Regions from separate parts of the Homo sapiens genome. Here region 1 is linked to region 2. A link is an interaction called in ENCODE POLR2A ChIA-PET data of the cell type or tissue named here. Cell type or tissue: PC-9. All regions are shown on one strand.

The links. Peaks named below come from ENCODE experiments on the same cell type or tissue, not always from the same donor. Only the 100,000 strongest peaks of a DNase experiment are listed, where the experiment ranks them.
Region 1: POLR2A ChIA-PET joins it to region 2 with 13 read pairs; 4 of 35 experiments call an interaction of 5 or more read pairs at or near these places.

The regions. Positions count from the first base shown.
Region 1 is chr5:134,913,990-134,918,989 of GRCh38, forward strand. The region is part of intron 2 of PCBD2 (pterin-4 alpha-carbinolamine dehydratase 2); the gene reads left to right. Among named protein-coding and RNA genes, the nearest start is that of PCBD2, 11 kb to the left of the region's middle. In PC-9, CTCF peaks have their summits at 3,305 (motif pointing right) and 3,512; no DNase peak of the experiment used is centred here.
Region 2 is chr5:135,139,002-135,144,001 of GRCh38, forward strand. All of the region lies in intron 2 of PITX1-AS1 (PITX1 antisense RNA 1), which reads left to right. Among named protein-coding and RNA genes, the nearest start is that of EPIST, 100 kb to the left of the region's middle. In PC-9, no CTCF peak of the experiment used is centred here; DNase peaks (open chromatin) are centred at 1,020, 1,950, 2,490 and 3,050; H3K4me3 peaks cover 789 bases; H3K27ac peaks cover 4,453 bases.

The DNA of each region.
Region 1 (5,000 bases), 230 kb before region 2:
TGAGGTACTTATTAGTCATCCAAATGGAGTTATTGGGTTAGGAGGTGGGTGTAAGAGGCTGGAGTTCAGGCTGAGACAGCAGTTTGTGAGTTGTCAGAGGGGATCACTGTGAGAGCATGGTCCAGTTAGGCAGGAGAGGACAGGATCAGATGGGCAGTGGAGGCACAGCGATGATATGTCCATTGTGGTTTAGATGCCAATAGGCCGTTACATTCATCCTGGGAAAAAGAGGGCCATTCTCTCCTGATTGCTTTTGTTTTTTAGTGAGATCATCAATTGAGAGCAAGTAGGGGTGGAAGGGAAGAGTGTTGGAGACCTGGGGAGATAAGAGAAGGAGTGGAATAGTCATTTTGGAGACTAAGATAGTGAAAAAACTTGAGAAACGTGGCTGGTTGCTAAGCAGTTCTCAGTGTCACTACAGATTTGGGGTCAAACATTTAAAGTGAACATTTTGTATGTTTTTTTTCCTGCTGTGTTCCGCTGCTGTGCACAAGCTGGAGTAGATGCAGAGTTGGGCTTAACAAGGACTGAACTTTTGCTAAATGAATGCAATGGAGGAACAGAGGGACAAGGGAAAAAAGGGAGGGACAGAAACGCTGGCCCTTGGAGTCTCGGCAGGGTAGGGAAGTACAGTTGTGATGGGGAGGTGATAGTGATGAGCTGAGAGTGTCATTTGACATCATCTATTTTTTTTTTTTTCAGATGGAGTTTCACTCTTGTCACCCAGTCTGGAGTACAATGGTGCGATCTTGGCTCACTGCAACCTCCACCTCCCAGATTCAAGTGATTCTTCTGCCTCAGCCTCCAGAGTAGCTGGGATTACAGGCGCCCGCCATCATGCCCAGCTAATTTTTTGTATTTATAGTAGAGATGGGGTTTTGCCATGTTGGCCAGGCTGGTCTTGAATTCCTGACCTCAGGTGATCTGCCCGCCTCGGCCTACCAAAGTGTTGGGATTACAGGCATGAGCCACTGCACCCAGTTGACATCATCTTTTTGAAGGGAAATTGAGCAATGCCTATCAACTTTTAAAACTCACATACCAGAGCCGGGCGCGGTGGCTCACATCTGTAATCCCAGCACTTTGGGAAGCTGAGGTAGGTGGATCACGAAGTCAGGAGTTCGAGACCAGCCTGACCAACCTGGTGAAACCCTGTCTCTACCAAAAATACAAAAATTAACCAGGCGTGGTGGCGTGCGCCTGTAATCCCAGCTACTCAGGAGGCTGAGGGAGGAGAATCGCTTGAACCTGGGAGGCGGAGGTTGCAGTGAGCCGAGATCACACCATTTCACTCCAGCCTGGGTGACAAAGCGAGACTGTGTCTCAAAAAAAGAAAAAAAAGGACATATCCATTGTCCTAACCTAGAAATTTATCTTCTAAATATTGTTCTGCATGTATGCAAATAGGATGTATGGGGATGTCTATTAAAGCCTGATGGGCCTCTAATTTTTTTTTTTTTTTTTTTTTTTTTTTTGAGACAGGGTCTAATTCTGTTGCCCAGGCTGGAGTGCAGTGGTGTGGTCATGACTCACTGCAGCCTTGAACTCCCTGGGCTCAGGCGATCATCCCACCTCAGCCTCCTGAGTAGCTGGTACTACAGGTGTGTGCCACCATGCCTGGCTAATTTTTGAATTTTTTTTTGCAGAAAGGGGGTTTCTCCATGTTGCCCAGGCTGGTCTTGAACTCCTGGGCTCAAGTGATCCTCCTGCCTCAGCCTCTCAAAGTATTGGGGTTATAGGCATGAGCCGCTGCACCAGGCCTCTAATTTTTTATTGTGAGCAGCCATTTCCATGAGCATATGCACACCATGGTGAGAACATATCTCCCTTGCTGCAACCCTGCCCTCAGTGGGGTTTAAGGGAGGCCTGTTGTGCTCCATATACTCATAGCAATGGCAGCACCTCTCCTGGCCTGAGCTCTACAGACTGGACAAAGCCACAGTCAGAACTAAAGACACCCTCTCCCTGAAAGAGTGTGACCCACACTTGGTGGTGTCATATTGGAAAAAAATTTGGGGGCCAGGCACGATGGCTCACGCCTGTAATCCCAGAACTCTGGGAGGCCGAGTTGAGTGGGTTGCTTGAGCCAAGGAGTTTGAGGCTAGCCTGGGCAACACAAGGAGACTCCATCTCTACAAAAATAAAAATTAGCCAAGAGTGGTGGCATGCACCTGTGGTCTCAGTTACATGGGAGGGAGGCTAGGGTTGGAGAATCATTTGAACCCAGGAGGTAGAGGCTGCAGTGAGCTGTGATTGCACTACCACACTCCAGGCTGAGCGAAAGTGTGAGACTATCTCAAAAAAAAAATCTTTGCTGAATATAGGGTTAAAAAATTCATTTTGTTTGTATTGCTCAATAGGTTATGAGCATTTTTCAGTTCTTTAGTCTTTTTATTTTTAATACAATTTTCAGGAGTATGATTTTACTTGGTTGGGTGTCACAGTTAAATGATTTGCTAATGTAGTTTGTGTACAGTGGTATCACAAGTTTGCTTTAGTCTTCATTTCTTTTGCTGCTATGAAAAATGAACTATTTTGGAAATATTTCAGTGACCGTGGATGAAAAACCTATTTCTTGAAGCTTTGAGTTATTCCAGGTTTACTATAAGAATAAATAGCCCCCAAAACACATTTGAACTTCTTTTCTCTCAGAGTTTTATTCTAAGGTATGGTTAGTTCCAAATAATCCAAATTCATTGGATAGCTCAGATGGATACAAATACTTGGAGATTATAAGTACGGAGTTTTCAAGGGATTCTCCTAGCATAGGTGGATGAAGTAGCCATAGGTGTCAGTTGCTGTTAGCCTCCTGTTTCCACCCTTGGTGGTGGTACATGGGCTCTGCAGTGCGTCAATGGACAGTATGTTGGTGACAGACAGTGACTCTGTGAGCAGACAGAGCATGGCAGTGGTGGGACTCGAGGCAGGGAGTTTCCACACTAGGAGTGCTTGGACCCAGACAGGGTGGGATTGGCATTTGTAAAGGAACTTTGCTTTTTTGTTGTTCCTGTAGACAGAAGGTGGGAGAGGTCTGCAAGTGACATATAAACTTAGGTGTTTGGTAACTGCAGGATGTCTGTGTTGAAAGAACAAAATGTCAGGTAGAAATGTGGGTGTGAGAGTCCCATAAAGACAGATTTTGTTATGCATTGACATGTATGGGATGAACTGGAAGCTTACAAAATCCGAGGAGATTTTAAGTTTAAAAGTAGGTGCAGAAGGTGAGGCTTTGGAACCTAGGAAATAGCTACTACAGGTGCCAGCAGGTGGAGCCCTCCAGGGCAGGAGCCCAGCCGGGCCAGGCGGCAACACCCCTTTCTGCCCCCCAGAAGGCTGTCCCTGTTCTTTCACTTCTGAATACCTGGGGCTACCCTTGTTCAGCATGGAAATAAGCTCAGGATCAGGAACAGGTAAGCGGCAGTGGCTGGGCGCTTGGGTGAATGATAAATTTTGTGTGTAGGACATGAGGAGTTTCCAATGGTGATTCAGGAGGAAGGGACCAAGCTTTGTGAGAATCAGCGGTGGTTCTCTGCGGAGGAGCTCCTGGGCCCTGTCTGTGCTTTCTTCGGTGGGCCTGCCCAGCAGGGCATTCAGTCATATTGGATGGAATCATATGAGCTGGTTGATATTCAGGGCAAAGTCCAAGCTTTATTGGTTTTGTATCTTGTTCATCACCCTCACCTTTTGGTTGCTGTGCTGCTGCCACTGAAGCTTTCTGGAGCTGCAGCGGGAGGGAGGAGGAGTTCTCTGGGTGCCCAGGCTGGGTTGGTGGTGCTCTGCACATCCTAGCAGCAGTAGCACCATATGTGACTTTGGGGTTCGTAAAATGTTTCTTTTCCTGTGTCCACAGAGACTCCTGTGTAGAGCAGTTCAAAGTTACTTTTGCTGCCTTACTTTATAAAAATGTTTTATTGAGGAATTTGATAATAGGCTTATGGTGAACATTTTGAAACACTTAGTGAAGTCAAAGGCTTGATGATACCAGAAGAAAGACAACTGCTGATGAAAGTCTTAACAATCCTCCACAGAATATTGGTGGAAGTCTCGATAGCTCTCATTGTGAATGAATTAGTTTGGGTTTGATTGTTCTTTGTTGTGCACATCAAAGTTATGAGTGAGTAATGCATCTGTGCACTCTTTAAAGAGGATATTCTACCTGTGGAGGATAGGGAAGCACTCCCAAAGAGGATGCCTGTGGCCTGGGCATCATATAGGTTAGAAAATGTCATTTTGTGCTGGGCATGGTGGCTCACACCTGTAATCCCAGCACTTTGGGAGGCCGAAGCAGGCGGGTCACCAGAGGTCAGGAGTTCGACACCAGCCTGGCCAAAATGGCGAAACCCCTTCTCTACTAAAAATACAAAAATCAGCTGGGCGTGGTAGAAGGTGCCTGTAATACCAGCTACTTGGGAGGCTGAGGCAGGAGAATGGCTTGAACCCGGGAGGCGGAGGTTGCAGTGAGCAGAGATCACGGCACTGCACTCCAGCCTGGGCGACAGAGTACTCCATCTCAAAAAATAAAATAAAATAAAAATTAAAAAATGTCGTTTTGATTTGAAAGTATAAGCTAGTGTTTGTGTGTCTGGCACCAGGTAAAGTGAAAACTCGTATGGCTGTCACACACACTGTTGCATTTAACATGTGCTCATGATTGGCTTTGTAACCACAGCAGACTAGAAACCTGAGAAAGTGTTCATAGTTTTCATTGGAATAGAATAGAGACACTCATATTTTAGCAAACTTTACCTAAAGTGTGAGAAGCTAGTAAAAATATCTGTGTAGTGTTCATGTTGGTGTTCCCTTTGGAGTTCTTCCTGAGCAGGACCACGCTGATGCTCCCAGGAGGTGGCTAGAATGTCAGTGTTGGCGTCCACCAGGGTAGGGAAATAAGAGCCTGAAATGTTATCATTTGGAGCTTTGTTGCTGCTGATTGTGTCGTACAGTAGGTCTAGACCTGGCGTGTATTTGTAAAAGCGCATGCAACAGATAGATGAGGAGAA
Region 2 (5,000 bases):
TTCCTGTGCCTGGAACCCAAGAAGACATCTGTGGTTCCCTGGGCTAGGAGCTCCCTTGGTGGAGGCTGCCTCATGGATGGGCCACCCATGGTGTTTGGTGGCAGGGTCTCATGGGTCAATGCACACAGCCCAGGACAGAGTGAACAGTGGGATGTGCAGGGCTCGACTGGCCAAGCTGAACTGTTTTCTTGGGTTGTGTTATATTTATTTCCACTAATCTACTCCTCTTGCCTGTTTATACAACACAGAGATCTAATAACATGTATCTGAGGCCAGAGTAAATGAGGAACTTTTTGCAAAGAAGCATAAAAGGAAAGAGATCTTGGAATACCTAGCTAATCTCAGTTGCTGTCTCTGCTCTGAAGCCCTGCCTTTGAAAGCTCTATTTCTCCTCCCATCCTCTGCGAAAGCCAGATGAGACTTCTTGACATTAAGCAAATGCTGGTATACTGACTTTGGTGTGGGGTTTGTACATGTGCCTGTTGAGAGCTGGATCCTTCCCGTGGGTGGATGCTGGCATGGTGGCTCTTCCATCTAAGGATCCATCTGGAAAAGTGGCCGATTTCATCACTTACGTGCCAGGACCTCAGATGCCGAGGCAGGGGAATGCTGCAATCTAAACATTTACATTCTAAAAAATGGGAAATCATCTGCTTCGATATAAATTAGCCAGGGCCTGACGGGTTTATTACATCCTGGAATGCTTTCATGAGGCTTTCAGAGGGGTCCATGGTGCAGGCGCAGGTCTCCAGCTGGGATTGCCTGTGGCATGCTCCTGGGGGGACCCACTTGGAAAACACAGGCAGGGGGCCAACTCTTCCTCAACTTCCCATGGGCTTGTAATGGATTAGAGTGTGAAATGGGAACAAGGACATACAATGCGGGACCCTAGGACAGTGAAGCACCCTGAATGACGAGCTTCTTGAAGCTGATGGGGAGAGGTCGGTCAGGGAAGAGAGGTGGGAGGAGCCAGGTGCACAGGCCCAATCAGAGGCTGTGGATGGAAAGTGGAACAGGAGAAATATGCTCTGGGATTTCACAATAACAGGGTATGTGATATGACTCATTGAGTGGGAAGAGGGCAAAGGAGTGTAGCAAGAAATGTTGAGGAGGGAAGAGTCGTACATCCTCTGGAGGAGTTTTCAGACAAGACTTGGTGTGAGCCCCTGGGGTCAGGGGCTGGATTTGAACTCTGCTGGGTCCCCTAGAGTGGACTGAGCCACCCTCTCTGCAAAGTCCCTAGGACTGGGCCGATGTTCCAAGGAAAGCTGAGTCCTACGCTCAGGAAGTTTGAGATCTCAGTGAATAGGTAGGAAAAATACACAAACATAAACATACATGCCTAACTGTAACAAGTTGTGAACTCATTTATTTTCCCTCCCTTTGTCGTATCTTATATGCACTCACATTTTTCTGTAGGTTTACACAGATATATGTAGAACAGATGCTGAATAACTGATTTTGGAGGAATTTGATTTGATGCTAATGATGAGTGATCTGGGATATCAGCTATTTTTCACTTGTTTGGAGCAAGAACCCTGCTTTGCACAAGGGGTATTATTTTGGTTGATTTTATTCAGAGCAGTGGTTTTCAAACTAGCATGCCTTAGAACCACCTGCAGGGCCTGTTAAAGAAGATCACTGGCCCCCACCCACCCTTGGAGTTTCTGCTTCATTAGGTCTCGGGTGGGTCCTGAAAATTTGCATTTCTAACAAGTCCCAGGTGACTCTGTGTTCCAGGGATCGCACTTGGAGGACAACTGATCAAGAAAGAGAGAAGTGCATGGGCTTTGGTGGGAATCCTTTACACAACTTTGCTGGGTCTGAGAACTTGTGATTCATGCCTTTCAGAGGATGAAAGAGGATTCACGATATCCACGGAACCACTTCCTTGTTTTGAGAAGGAAGCTGGTGCCTCCTATAATATGGGCAGAGCCGGCTTGCTGCCACATGAAGCAGTGCCTGGCTTTGTGGATTTGCAGATTCATTCAGCAGGCATCTGCCAGCATCCACTCTGGGTCCAGCCCTGGGTATGACGTGTCTTCAGCATTGGGGAAGACGCTCAGGCGGAATGGTTCCAGCATCAGTGACTCTAACAAGGGTGGGGGTAGGGTACTTCCTTGTGCCCAGCTGGGCTGCCTGCTGTGGGGGTATGGGGCAGAGACATGACACAGTACTTGGCGTGGGGATGCTGGCTGTCCTCTGTGCCCTCCCCACCTGCTGATCCCTGGCTCCACCTTGGTCTCCAGGAACAGCTCTGTACCCCTCTGGGAAGTCAGATGTTTCCCTTAAAGCTTGTGGGTCCCAGCAGACTCCCCACCCTGAATGTCTTGGCTATCAGACCTCAATCTGTCCCCTACAAACAAGTCCTCCTGCCCTCTGACCTCTGCTCTTGACAACAAACCATGTGTCACAGCATCTGTTTTGCATACATTTGCCACCATTTTCACTGAAGAGTAAACACAGAGCTGGACTTTGGGGACTTGTGGGCGGTTCTTCCTTGAAAATAGGCCAAGCCCAGAGCTTAGAATAGGACAAGGAGGGGCCTACTTGGAGGATCACTGAAGGGGTGCCAGAAGGTGAGTCAGGCCACCTGGGTTCCTGTTACATGATTCAGGCAGGCCCCTCCTTCTCTCTGGCCTCAGTTTCCTCCTCTGTCACATGAGGTGTGATGATGCCTGTCCTGCCCCTTTCCTGTCACGATGGGGAGGCTCCAGTGGGACATGCCCTCAATTTCTCCCAAATGTGCGTGAATTGTTGAGGGCACCTGGGATGCTGAGGGTGTCAGGCGAGCAGGTGGCTCTGAGGTTTGGGGGTGAGGGTGTGGAAGCCTCAGGGAGAGGCAGGGACTAGCTCTGAAGTTTAACATGGCTCTGAGAGATACACTGAGCACCTAGGTTGAAACCTGCAAACTCAGTAAGCCTAGACGGCAGGCCACATTTCTTGACCTCTCTGAGCATCAGCCTCGCCCGGAAAAAGATAAACAATAGTGCCTAGGTCTTGGGGTGACGTCATGTTTACCGGGCACTCGCTATGAGCCAGGCCCTGTATTTGGAGTTCAGTTAGGGGTGAGGATGACGACAGGGCTTATTGGGTGGCTTCAGGTATCAGCTGCAGGAGGCAGGTGGTGCCTTTAGATGAGAGACCTGAACTTCGGCACTCCCAATCATGCCATGCTTCCTACTCAGTCCTGGCTGGCCCCGTGGCTAGTGGGTAGAAGTCAGTAAAAACCCACTGAATGTTTATTAGGCTAAGACTGTGAGGAGGAAAGTTAGGCTCCTCTGGTGCCCTAGTAGTTTTTGATTTTTGTCAAAGGAGTACATATTCATAGCCCAGCAGCAATAAGTTTCTCATGAGAAGCAGCAGCCCCGCTGGGCCCATGGCCCTCCCTGCCTGGTTTCTGCTTTCTATCGGTAACTTTTTAATCCTTTTTTAAATTAAGTTTTTTTTAAAATCCTTTTAGTGTTTTTGATGATTACCATATTTCTTAAAAAGATTACTTATCTCACCTTTTTCTTGATTTTTAAATTTTAGTTATTATCTATTGACTTTCAATTATAGAGGACAGGGAGTAAGTTTTTCATACCAGTTCTCTTCTGACCAAATAGATACCCACACACTCCCCCTTCCCCAAAGCACAGCTGCCTCCAGGCCTCACTGTGCAAATACCCACGGTGGAGCTGTGTAGTGTACTGGAATCACATTTTCATTTTCCTCAAAGATGTTTTGTTTTCCTTGGAATTAGGTGCATAGTATCTGATTTTGTCATTTGCTTAGTTTTCTGTTATTTATTTATCCTCCCATTCTGGCTAAACTGGAGATGTTTTCTGAAGATGTTCAAACACATCAGGTAGTTGTCTCCTTTTTCCCTAGTTGGGAGTTGTTCTCTGGGCCCCGCTACTCATCTGAGTCCTCCCTTCGCCATCATCTGGGGAACCCTGTTGAATCGCCCATTTCCTGAAATCTGTGGCTTTCTCTCTCCATTTACTCCCTCACTTTCAAGACGTGCATCCTCCAGTGTCTTCCAAAGAAAGGGTCCATGGAAGGCAAAATCTTTGAGATCTTGCATGTTTGAAAATCTGTTTTACTTTTTTTTTTCTTTTTTAATGAGATGGGACCTCGCTCTGTCATCCAGGCTGGAGTGCATTAGTGTGATCATAGCTCACTGCAGCCTCGATCTCCTGAGCTCAAGCCATCCTCCTACCTCAGCTTCCTAAGTAGCTGGGACTGTAGGCTTACACCACCACATCCAGCTAATTAAAGTTTTTTTTCATTGAGATGGGGTCTTGCTAGGTTGCCCAGGCTGATCTCAAACTCCTGGCCTTAAGTTATCCTCCTGCTTTGGCCTTCCAAAGCGCTGGGATTCCAACATGAGGCACCATGCCCAGCCTGTTATACTTTTATACTTGATTAATAGTTTGGCTGAATGTAAAGTCCTGTGTTGAAATTACTTTCACTTAGAAACTGGTCTTCCAGCCTCCTGCATGACTGTTGAGAAGTTGCATGCTTCTCTGTGTCCCAGTCTTTGGAACGCAATAATTTCTTTTTTTTAATTTTTACTTTAGGTTCTGGGATACATGTGCAGAATGTGCAGGTTTGTTATGTAGGAAGCACGGCATACATGTGCCATGGTGGTTTGCTGCACCTATCAACCTGTCATCTAGGTTTTAAGCCCCACATGCATTAGGTATTTCTCCTGATGCTCTGCCACCCCTTGCCCCCCACCCCTGATAGGCCCTGGTGTGTGATGTTCCCCTCCCTGTGTCCATGTGTTCCATTGTTCAACTCCCACTTATGAATGAGAACGTGCAGTGTTTTGTTTTCTGTTCCTGTGTTAGTTTGCTGATAACGATGGCTTCCAGCTTCATCCCTGCAAAGGACACGAACTCATCCTTTTTTATGGCTGCGTAGTATTTCATGGTATATATGTGCCACATTTTCTTTATCCAGTCTATCATTGATGGGCATTTGGGTTGGTTCCAAGTCTTTGCTATTGTGAC